Linked DNA regions of Homo sapiens: regions 1 and 3 are each linked to region 2. A link is a loop called in an ENCODE intact Hi-C map of the cell type or tissue named here. Cell type or tissue: heart left ventricle. All regions are shown on one strand.

Region 1 (4,000 bases), 130 kb before region 2:
AAACTATGACATCAAGTGAAGGGGAAAAAATAGCAGAAATAAAGAAATAAGAATGAGGCATGGAACTAATGTGGGGGATTTGAAATAACCCTGCACAAAATCTCCACGGACCTGAGTGCTTGTCTCAGTAATTTCACCAGCTGGCTATTTCATCTTGAGCAGATCACTTCACCTCTGTGAGCCAGAATCTCCTCATCTGTAAAATAGGATAAAAACCTAACTGTCATATGTAGATGCTCGAAAAAGGGCAGCTGCTATTACATTAATATTAAAGAATGACAAAACATGGCCGGGTGGTGGAGGTGGGTTCTAACTCTCCTTTCGTGGAACGCAATAGCTGAACCGATGTGACCCACTGATGAAATTCAATAGGAACCCTCTATACTCACTTTACAAGGAGAGAAAGAAGTCAAAAGATAGAGATGTATTAATTTTATGTTTTGCCTTCATACTTTTTCAACCTTATACTTTCATTTAGGTCTTTGGCTTTTGCCCATCCCAGAAACCTGTTAAGATGGCATGCGACTTAGCACAAAATTATACATTTAGTCATTTCAAGTTTAAAAAAGAAAATATTATGCCTATAGGTGATATTCTGCAGTGACCACCAAGACCCCAGGACTCTTCACATGAACCTGTCTTTGAGCCACTGGTAGAACCTAACTGACACTCTGAGATTGTTCTGCCACCTACTAGCTGGGTGAGCTTCGGGAAGATCGTCATCTGCTCTCTGACTCAGTTACTTCGTCTGTAAAATGGGAATACCAGCTTCCTCAAAGGGTGCTTTTGTGGAGAGGTTAAAATAACACAGGGAAAGCACTTAGCTTGAGCATATATAGTCAGTGCTCATTAATTAGTAATTTCTTAGCACTATTATTGTTATTATTGTTACTCAGCTCTCAGGGAACCTAATTAACTGTAGTAAAATTTCGACTCCTGTATTTTTGAACCAGTTAGCTTCTGTAGGCAGGAACCTTCTGTTACTCAAAACTGCAGAGCTTAGTGATTAAGAGAAATGAAGATAGAGGCTGTAGTTTGCATTCTATTCTCACCGTTTATTGTGTGGTACTGTGTGATACTGAGCCAATCACGTAAGCTCTGATCCTCCGCTTCCTCATCCTCATCTGTAATATGAAATGATAATGGTATTTATCTCACAGAATTGTTATGCGGAATATATAATACAGTGCTTTTGAAGCTGGCATACGCAGGTAGTAGGCACTCAGTCAATATTCAATGAATTAAATTCCTTCACTTGAATTTCCATTTAAAAACACAGAAAAAAGTCTACAGATCTGAAGCAAAGAATGTTATTGGGCTCTTCACCACTTGTGAAAACTGCAGCTTGGTGCCCCACCCCTGTGCTCATTTTATAAGGCACAGGGTTTTCAGTTATTCTCGGTGTTTCTAGGAGGTTGACTTCTCAGGAAACGGTACCTGTCTCTCCCAGAAACCTGGGGTGTTTGCCTGGAGAAAAATCCCTTAGCCAAGAGACCGTTGTGACCTTTCACAGGCAAATTTACTCACAGCCTAGGGTGGGAAGAGGCCTAGGGAGCTCCCCTTCCAAGGGCACCGGGCTATGGGAATTTCCTCCAGGGCCTTCCTGGGCCGGCCCTGGCCGCGCCTCACTGAGCTCCTTGCAGTTTCTGTCAGCGCTGAAACTGCTGTGGAAAGTTCAGCTCGAGAAGAGGGAACTAGGGTGTTTTGCTTTTTTTCTTTCTTTTTGAAAGTTGAACAACCCTAAGACTTGATTTAGAAATCTTAACCCAAGCCAAATGCTTTTCTGATGGGTGACCACCCCAAGGAGCAACCAGGCAGGGTACTTTGACTTTGCAAGGACACTGACACTGGCAGGAGCCAGATCTCTCCAGAAAGCAAACGGCGCAGGTTCACACGCCACCAGGGACGTGTGCTGGAATGTTGCTTTGTTTTTGACTCTGAATTTACGGTCTCACTCCTCCTTCCCCGCCCCCTGGAACGCGATTTATTATTATGCAGACCTAGTGGCTTTTCTCCAACTTTATTTCTTTTTTCAGAAATAAACAAGGGTTTTACAGCTCCATAACCTCTCCAAAGTTTGTTTATTCTTCCCTCTGTATAGTGTGGGCCATGTTCGTTCCCTGGGAAAGTCTCTTCCCTAATTATTTTCACATTTTAACAGCTTTTGTTTCTTCTTTCTGTGAGGTTTATGAAAATGCTGACGGTGGATTTGCTTCAGGCTAAATTGTACCATAAACATTTTCTCCTAGGCACATGGGAGCCTCGGTGACCAGGGACCATGTTGCTATTCCTTATTGTGTACCATGCCAGAAGGAAATTTTAAAATCCTGAAATACTCTTTTTGATGGCTGGAAGAAAAATATGTAAATTGGTAATACAGAGAAAATCTGCTAATCTTGTACAAGGAATTTTGGACAATATCATGTAGGTAAGAGCCAGCTGTGAAAAGGGCTGCCTCAAACGCTGAGCTTTCATTTTAGGTTGAGCTCTTTCTGCCTCCAACCACAGACTGAAATTTGTTGTGTTTTAAGGAAATAAAGATTTTTAAAATGAAAGGCTAGTATGTTTTAGCAAAATCTTGGGATTCTGGGATAGGTAAATGTTTGTTTCAGGCAGAAGGTGTAAACCTAATCTTGATGTCTGCATATTTGGTTTGAAGACTGAAGAATCTTTCTACCAATAGCAATCCTGAATTCTAGGAGACATGGAGGCTCAAAAAGATGGTGTATAGTTTCTTTCTCTCATTGTTATATGGTTCTCAGTGCCTCGCTTGTTTCTGTACAACCTCTCCCTCCATCCACCTCTGGATAGTGCTACCACCTATGGTGCCATAGCATCTCACCTGATATCAGACAGAAACCTCAAACCCACCCTGTTCAAAATGGAATTTTTGCTCTTTTCCCCAATCTGTTCTCTCTCCAAATTCCCCACCTGGTGACACCATCATCCCCAAAAGCCCTTGCAGGAAGCCTGGAGTCCTTCTAACTCTCTGCTGTCTTATCTGATCAGGCCTTGAGTTCTGTTTATTCTATCTGCCCAATATCTCTCAAATTTGTCCACCTTTCTCTTTCCCCACAGCCATTTGCCTCATTCAGACTCTTACTGCCCCTCACCTAGACCAGTGCTACAGCCTCCTTGCTGGTCTCCATCAAATCTCACTCTCTCTACCCCCCATGAAAAGAATCTCCTCCAGAGCTACAAGAGTGTTCTGACCGCAGTATCATTGCTTCCCTGCTTAGAAACCACCTATGTTCCTCTCACCCTATGCAGCTGGTCCAAGACCTGGAGCGTGGCACTCAGAGCCCTCCCTGAGCCAGTCCCAGGCTTGCTCTGCCACTCAATGGCCACATCCACATGCCCTTTGACATGTGGCCACTCCCTGAAACACTTGCCATGCTCTTCTGTGCTTCATGCTGGTCCCTTGACTTAGGGTGCTCTTCTCCCTCTTCTCTAGCTGGAAAAACAAAACAAAACAAAACAAAAAAACACCCTCCTTATGCTTAAAGGCCCAATTCAAACCCCAGCTCCTCTATGAAGCCTTCCTGAATTCCCCTAAGCAGAGTGCTGCTCCCTCCAAGTATTTCTGAAGCAGCTTGTACACATCTTCACACTATATCCCTTCTACCCATTGTAGAGTCTGGCCTATGGGAGAGACTTAAGACGGACATAGGAGGCCTTACTGAGCCTGTTTCAAGAGAGGCCCATGTGGGGATGTGCTCGTGGTGATGAGGGTGAACACATGGCTTCCAGCATTGCTTGGAACACCATGGATAGAGCTTTGTCTAGGTCTGAGGGTGACTGAGGAGACTGGAACAGGGCAGGGGCTGCTATTATAGGCAGCAAATTGTGTCCCCTTCAGAGATCCCCTTGGAGAATAAAAGGGAAATCAGCTTGGACCTCCCCTAACTCCAGGTGCCACGGATTGTCTGGATCCTCCTGCCACCAAGTACCTCCATCCCCTTGGACCCATGTAGGGTCAAGCCTAAATTTGTCATGTCCC
Region 2 (4,000 bases):
CTCTACTAAAAATACAAAAACTAGCCAGGTGTGGTGGTGTGCACCTACAGTCTCAGCTACTCGGGAGGCTGAGGCAGGAGAACCACTTGAACCAGGGAGGCGGAGGTTGCAGTGAGCCGAGATCATGCCACTGCACTCCAGCCTGGGCGACAGAGCGAGACTCTGCCTCAAAAAAAAAAAAAAAAAAGAGAGAGAGAAAAGAAAAAGGTAGACAAGGGATATCCCCACTGCATGCTGTGAATTAAATCCATTCCAGGAATCACACTGGCCTCAGAGAGGGGAAGAGACGCCCCTTGAGATAGACAGGCAAACTCAGGTAGAGCGGAAGGCAGGGAAACTCACTCTCAGTGACTCAGCAGCCCAGCCCACTGTCTGGCCTTTTCCCCATATCACTGATATCTACTGAAAGGGTGATCCCTGCTTGTGTCCTGAAGCCCCAGGGGTAAGTGGCAACCTGAGTCACAAGGGACAGATAGAATGTCAGGGTTGAAGTGACTCTCTGCCTCACCCACTCTGAATGTGACTGCCCCTGCCTATGCAGTGGTGGTGGTGCTGTCACAGCCAGAACATGTTGGCAGAGAGGTGGGCAGGGTGCCTGAGGGGGCAGGGTGCTGGTCATCTGGCTAAAAACAGGGGCTGGGGGTAGGGAAGGCCACTCAGTTATGCCTTCCTTTGGTTCCAAGCTCTATAATATGATTCAGGTGCCTCCCATGGCCCCCTGCCTTCCCAGCAAATTCACTAAGAGCAGAGGGAGGAGGCACTAATGGTTTCCACATTTGGGGCCCTCTGCAGTGAGGCCTTCCAAGCTCTGGGGCAAAGAAATCTAACCTCACCAGCGCTCTGAGTAGATCCCTGTTCTGTGGAGTGCAAACGTGTTCATGGAGTACCTCTTAAAGGTGAGGGTCTTAGGCCTTGTGGGCAAGACCCTGAGAATATGACAAACCAGCAAACAGAGAAGCAGCCTGCCCAGAGCTTACAGCCGGTGGCAGAGACAGAAAACTTACCAGAAAATTACAATATGGGGTGAAGAGGACTGTGCGTGCAGTAACAACAGAGGAAGGCACCTCTTCCTCTGTTAGGGGTTTGCCCAGCATGGTGGCTCACACCTGTAGTCTGTAATCCCAGCACTCTGGAAGCCAAGGCAGGCAGATCACTTGAGGTCATGAGTTCAAGACCAGCCTGGCCAACAGGGTGAAACCCTGTCTTTACTGAAAATACAAAAATTAGCTGGGTGTGGTGGTGCGTGCCTTAATCCCAGCTACTTGGGAAGCTGAGGAAGAAGAATTGCTTGAACCTGGGAGGCGGAGGTTGCAGTGAGCCGAGATCATGCCACTGCACTTTAGCCTGGGCAACAGAGGGAGACTCCCTCTCAAAAAAAAGAAACAAAGCGGGGAGGGCTCAAGGGAAGCATCTCTGTGTTAGTGACTGAGCCCTGCAGGCTGAAAAAGAGTTACGGCAGGGAGGGGTTTGGAGATGCAGGCAACAGGGACAACAGCACATGGAAAGAGCCAGGGAAGGTGGGTGGGTGAGGATGAGGTGGCCAGAGCACAGGGTACAAGGGCACAATGTGTGAAGAGGTGAAAGGAGAGCCAAACAGTCGGAAAAATCTTCAGGTCTTGAAATCCATCAAGGACGGCAATGGAAGAATTATAAGCAGGCCCGAGATAGGAGATCCATTTAGAAATACCAATCTGGCTTCTGAGAACAGCTGGGACATAACAAGATACATGCAGGGAGAGCTGTTAGGAGGCTGAAGCAGTGATTTGGGGCAATAATAGTGGTGTTCTGGAGGAGGGTGGCGGCTGTGGAGATGGACAGGAGCATGAGGGTAAAGGGTGTGATGAGGCCAAATCAACAAATTATATGGTCCTTGCTTTGAAGGAGAAAAAAATTTTAGTTGAAAAAAATCTTTTCTCTCTTAATTCATCCCAGTTTTCTGTGACTAGAAGGACACTTAGAGGTCACTTAGTTCAATTTTCCCCTTGCAAGAAGTCCAGGGATTTTGAATTCCTTCATGCACACAAGGAGTGGGTGAATATTAGGCAGCAGGGGGAATACTCTGGGTGGGCAGCTGAATGGGACACAAGCTTTCTCAAAGTTCCAGAAATTTCCGGACATAGAAGTGTGTATTCTGCTGGCCAGGCCCATGGCTCCAGGCAAAGGGGTGGTTTTGAGGTGACACTTCCTCTGCTGGCTATGATGAAGCACTCTCCTGCCCTCCCCAGGCAGAAACCCCAGCAGGGGTCGGGGGGCACAGAGGCTGGCATGAGGCTGAGGGCTCCTTTCTGCCAACAGACCCAGCCACAAGTGCTTGCTGAGTGACTGCCCTGTACCCAGCCTTGTTCCTGGAAACTGCTGTGATAACACTCTCTGGGTGAGAACCAAGATTCGCTGACCTTTTACATAGGCTGAATCTCCAGGAAAAGGTCATTCTTTTTGGAGGTTGTTGAAAATTTAATGACAGCAATTCCTTAGGCTTGTAAAACCCTTTTAATGTTCTCAAAGCACAGACAACAGCATCTTCTCTTACACTGAGTGGTGTTTTACAGTGTAAAGCACTTACACAGTGACATGCTTGATCCACAGGAAGCCCTGGGAGGGATGCAGAGATCATGGGCCCTAGAGCCCAAGTGACTTCAGTTCAAATCTTTTTTATTCTACGCCTCGAGGCTGTGGGGTGTGGGCCTTGCTTTACCTCTTTGAGTGTCTTCCTCCGTAAGATACATATAATATACAGCCATGTGACAGTTAACAACGAGGATTCATTCTGAGAAATGTGTCCTTAAGGTGACTTTGTCGTTGTGGAAGCATCATCGTGTGTACTTACACAAACCTAGATGGTGTAGCCTACTACACACCTAGGCTACAAATCTATACAGCATGTTACGTTGCTGAATATTATAGGGAATTATAATACAATAATATTCATGCATCTATAAATTAATAGAAAACGTATTATAATCTTATAATCATAAAAATATGGTATTATAATCATGTGGGGCCACCATCATATATGCAGTCAGCCACTAACCAAAACAGTATGTGGCACATGACTGTACCTATTTTGAAACGTTACTGTAAGCATTAAATAAAATGATGCTGCCTGGCCCAGTACTCAATAAAGGCTAGCTTCCTCCAACTTGTTTCCCACCCATTCCCATATTCCAAACAAGGACATATCTAGGGTTGCCACACTAGAAGTTTTACCTGGCACATAGTGGGTCTGAAATAAATGTTAGTTTCCATTTTCCTCCCTTTAAAGCCCTAAACTAAAGCTATTTCTTCCCTGGGTTTTTCCTTACCCGGCCCCTGGTATTTCCTGGAAAACCCCTTTGACAATATCACAGAGCCGTGGAGCCTCTCCTTTGAGAAACGCCCATATATATATAAAGAGGCACCACACACACCCTCTCACCCACACAATTTTGCTTATGATTTTAAGAAGTTCAGATTCCCTGAAGCTTAATTTAGAAGCCTGTGATAGCACCCATATGACACAAAATATCTTCTGCCACAAAGTACAGTTCTTCAGTTATCTGATTTCCGTTTGTAGATTAAAAATTACAAGGAGTTGGAGACCAGCTTTTCTTCTTGTCCAAGTCTGTGTTCTATATGGTGACTGGAGGGTGATAAATACACGGTGAATGTTAATTTAATGCCTGGGTGGACAAATGGATGGATGAATGGAAAGGTGGGTGGGGAGGTGGATGGGTGAGTAGGTAGTTGAAGGGATGGTAGTAGATAGGTGGGTAATTTGGGTGGCGGAATGGATGGGTGGATGGATAACGTAGGTGGATAAGATGGTGAAGGGGTTGCCAAGCTCAGAGAAAGGCCCAGGCAAGCAGTGAGAAGATAAATTAGTGGTCACGGGGGATCTTAACACTCCTGGCAGAAGACGTCTGATATAATCAGTAGAAAGTATGGGATCTGGAGGGTTCAAAGCAGAGAATGAGTGGAGAAAACAATGTCTTAGCAGGTTGGGTCTGAAGCAGGGCTCTTA
Region 3 (4,000 bases), 170 kb before region 2:
CCAGAGGACCCTTGGGCCCAGATCATTTCAGTCCGGTGTGGCTGGGACAAAAGAGGGAGAAGCCTTAGTTCTTGGGGGAGAAGGAGTCAAGTAGGACTTTACAGGCATACAAAGGTCTGGAGGGGGCCCTTCCAGGTACAGGAAAGAAACCTAGGGGAGCTCATCTGAAGGTCAGGGATGGATGACTTGCTCAAGGTCCCACAGCTAGAAACTGGCAGCCTGAAGATTTGAACTCAGGTCTGTCACATTCTTCTCCACCCCAGCAAATAAACCTGAAGGTGAAAGCTGTGTGATTTGGCTGGAGGGCTATGTCCAGCCTCTTTAAATCCTTCCCATCCCTTAAGGACTAGCCAACTCTTACAAATTCTCAGTAGGCTAATCTAATATCCACTGCTGAGTTCCTAGAAAATATGTGCCTCAATATTGCTCGTTATCTTTTAATGAAGCTATGCTTTTCTCTTCAACAATATAAATACATATAAACATTTATTTCATTTTTAAAAAATAAAATAAAGATTTGTGGTTTTCCACTCTATGTCATGACAATGTTTGGCAAAAGAGATAGGAAGAATGATAAAACCATCTTCATGGGTAGAAATAATTTTAAATTCTGTTTTACTTCCGTCACACACAGCAGGTACTCAATAAATACTTGCAGTGCTGGCCTGGCTAGGCTGTACTTTTTTATGACAGTGTATTAGTCAGATATTGCCACCATCATGCTGGGTAACAAACCACACGAAACTCAGTTGCTTACAACTACAAGCATTTATTTTTCTCACTGAGAGTTGGCTGGATACCTCAGGTTCAAGGTGCAGGCCCAGGGCTTTGGGTCAGTTTGAGTCTGCTTCTTTTGTCTCATTCTGGGGGCCAGGCTGAAAGAACCTCAGACTTGCCCTTTTCATGGTGGTAAATGAGACATGAGACAGGAGCAGAAGCAAGAGATAAGTAGAAACAGATCAAGCTTCTTGAGGTCTCAGCCCAGAACTGTCATGCTGTTGTTTCCACCCCCATAACTTTGCCCAGGGCAAGTCAATGGTCAAGCCCAATATCACTGCACAGGAAGACACATTTGCCCACTCTAGGGGGAGGCACAGCAAAGTCAGATGGCAAAGGGTATAATTCTAAAAGAAACAGAACATGAAGAACTGAAGAAAGATTCTAGGATTTGAAGGTAGACTTGACTTCAAATCTGAATTATCATTTACCTGCTTTGGAGACTAGAGAAATCGCTTAACCTTTTTGCATCTGTCTCCTCATCTGTTCTTACCTCTCTGGGGTGTAATAAGACTATTTCCCATCCTCACTTACTGAGTGCTGACAATGTACCACTCACTGAGCTTAGCATTTTATGAACATCATCACACATAAGACAGGTAAGGTAGGAATCCATCTCCCATTTAATAGATGAGGAAACTGAGATTGATAGATGTTAAGTGACTTGCCCAAAGTCACACAGCTACATTCGAAGTTTCATGCCAGGTCTGTGTCACCTCTACTTAATGTAAATAAGGCGTGTACACTGTCTGCCACATAGAGGGTCCTTGTTTCAGGTGAATTTCTGTATCTTTCCCTCTTAGAGAGTCCTGGAAACTTCTAGGTCGCTGGACTTTTACTTTCTGATGAACTTCACCCAAGCTGATGTGACCAGCTACCATCACCCAAGTTTCAAAGTTCATTGTTGCTTAAAAAAAATAAGGCTATTATTAGCAGCAATCAGAGGGCAATCACATTTCCCAGTCAGGAGTCTTTGGGAGGAAGGTTGTTTGAAGCAATGCCTGGATGGTGTTTGTGGTGCCACATGTCTGGTGTGGAGGCAAATTTCGTAATGGCCATGCCTGTCAGGTGATGCCGAGACCTCTGCTCAGAACAGATATCTTTCCAGTCGGGAGTGGCTGCTCTGACATCGCTGGGGAAGGACAGCTAGCAGCTGCTCTTTTGCAAGACTTGATTCATACAGCATGGAAGATACTAGTAAGAGCAAGTCTTTAGATAAGAGACCTGATTTAAATCAGGGTTGTGCCTCTGACTGGCTGGGTGGCCTTGGCCCCTGGTGATGCTGTTCCCTCTGCCTGCACACCTCCTCAGGGCCAGCTCTCCACCTTAGTGTCACTTCATCTAGGAGATCTTCCCTGACGTTCTCAAGCTAACACACTGGACACCCCCAGGCTCTGCACTTAGATGATCTTAATTGCTTGTTTAATTGGCTGTCTGCTACAGGATAAGTGTTGTTTGAGAACAAGCCCTGATCAATGTTTGCCACTGAAATCCTACTTCCCAGAATGATGTCTAGTGCATAGTAGGCACTGTAGGAACATTTATTTATCTAATGAATTCAGTAATAAACTACTAAAAGCATACTGTTGATTTGTAACCTTTTGGTGGTGGATCCAATATTGTCTGTGCTATGGAAGCCCCTTGGCTCTAAATCCTTGCTAATCAAAGTGTGGTCCTTGGATGGACCTACATCACCTGAGGGCAGCCCAGTAGTTTTAACTGTGCAGATCCTGAAGAGGTACGGGTACTGCTTGAACAGTATACCATTCATTGAGATGGACAGATGATGATCTATTTGTTAAGAAATAAGTTGTCAAAACCTTGCTAGTGACTAGCTTCAAGAGCATGCCAGATGCCCCATGGTCCCCAGGGTGATTTTTTTTTTTTTTTAACTATCTACCAGGAGAAGGGGATGAGCCAGTGCTTATTGTCTAGTCTCACTTCTGGTCTGTGAGGCAGATATCATCATCTCCACTGTATGCAGGAGGAGGGTGAGGTCCAGAGAGATTAAATCACTTGCCCAAGTTCACACAGTTGGGAAGAGGCAGAGTGGGGATATCCCCTTTACATCAAGCTGACTCTCCCAGGAAAGCTACCCTTTTAACTCTGACAGTAAAACCTCTGCCTTATTCCACATTCTGTCCTTAAATCCTCTTCACACAGGAAAAGCTACATTCTCTGAAGCATGTGAATGGGCCCTTCTGGGTCTTCTACTAAATATATACCCCATGGCTCCCTCCATTCTAGCCATGATGGCCTGATTTCTGTCTCTTGAATACACCAGCTGATGCCTGTCCCAGGACCTTTGCAGTTCCTCCTGCCTGCAGAGTGTCCCCAGATCTCCCCATGGTTGCCTGCTTCTCATCATTCAGGTCTCACTCTGTGTCACCTCTTCAGAGAGACTTTCCCTAAACACTCTAGGGAAAGCAGTCCTCCTCCGCCACCAACAAACATTCATTCTCATTCCCATTTTATTTTTTTTCCACATCACTTAATTTATGCTAAATTACCATGGGCATTCATTCAGATGTCTTTTTTTCTCTCCATTAGAGTGGATGTTCTTTGAGGTCAGAGTTCTTGTCTGGTTTTGGTTTGCACTATTCCCAGGCTAGTGAATTGTAAGGATGATTCTAACACATTCTTGTGTTGAGACGTTTTTGTATCCAGTGGATTTATATCAGGGCTTGCATTGGCTTCTTGTCTTCAGAAGGAGAGCAGACCCTTGTCCAAGTGTCCAATCATGCTTCAGGGTGTCAGAGGGGCTCCGATTAGCTGTTCAGGTGGGGTCTTATCAGGGTGCATGCAATTATCCATGCAATTCCTGACCCCAGAAGGAAGTGATCCTTTTCATCATTTGCACCCTGATAGGACCCCACCCAAACAGCTAATCAGAGCCCCTGTGACATCCTGAAGCATGATTGGACACCTGGACAAGGGGTCGGCTCTCCTGCAGACGAGAAGGCAATGCAAGCCCTGACATAAATCCACTGGATACAGTAATGTCTCAACACAAGAATGTCTTAGAATCATCCATACAATTCACCTGAATTTGCCCTTGAGTCTATGCTTTCTGAGGGGAGGGATAGTATCTACTTTCCTTACTGCCAGCACATGTCATCTGCCTACCTCTTTAGAAGGGAGCATCTGGTAAGTATTTGTTCCTTCTCTGACCTCTCTGGGTCTCAGCTGAGAATGTTAACAATGATAGACATAACTTTTGAAT

Evidence for each region. Peaks named below come from ENCODE experiments on the same cell type or tissue, not always from the same donor. Only the 100,000 strongest peaks of a DNase experiment are listed, where the experiment ranks them.
Region 1: a loop joins it to region 2, with 2.2 times the contacts of the local background. A loop is called at or near these places in 8 of 110 quality-filtered maps.
Region 3: it touches region 2 in a loop (2.0-fold over the local background); 8 of 110 quality-filtered maps call a loop at or near these places.

Annotation. Positions count from the first base shown.
Region 1 is chr1:59,011,854-59,015,853 of GRCh38, forward strand. No RefSeq gene overlaps it. Among named protein-coding and RNA genes, the nearest start is that of LINC01358, 6.6 kb to the right of the region's middle. RefSeq lists an enhancer at 1,711-1,790. In heart left ventricle, no CTCF peak of the experiment used is centred here; a DNase peak (open chromatin) is centred at 1,618; H3K4me3 peaks cover 706 bases; H3K27ac peaks cover 1,666 bases.
Region 2 is chr1:59,139,150-59,143,149 of GRCh38, forward strand. All of the region lies in intron 1 of HSD52 (a long non-coding RNA gene), which reads right to left. Among named protein-coding and RNA genes, the nearest start is that of HSD52, 5.7 kb to the right of the region's middle. RefSeq lists enhancers at 128-629, 630-1,129. In heart left ventricle, a CTCF peak has its summit at 2,250; a DNase peak (open chromatin) is centred at 2,252; H3K27ac peaks cover 4,000 bases.
Region 3 is chr1:58,970,005-58,974,004 of GRCh38, forward strand. No RefSeq gene overlaps it. Among named protein-coding and RNA genes, the nearest start is that of LINC01358, 48 kb to the right of the region's middle. In heart left ventricle, no CTCF peak of the experiment used is centred here; no DNase peak of the experiment used is centred here; H3K27ac peaks cover 576 bases.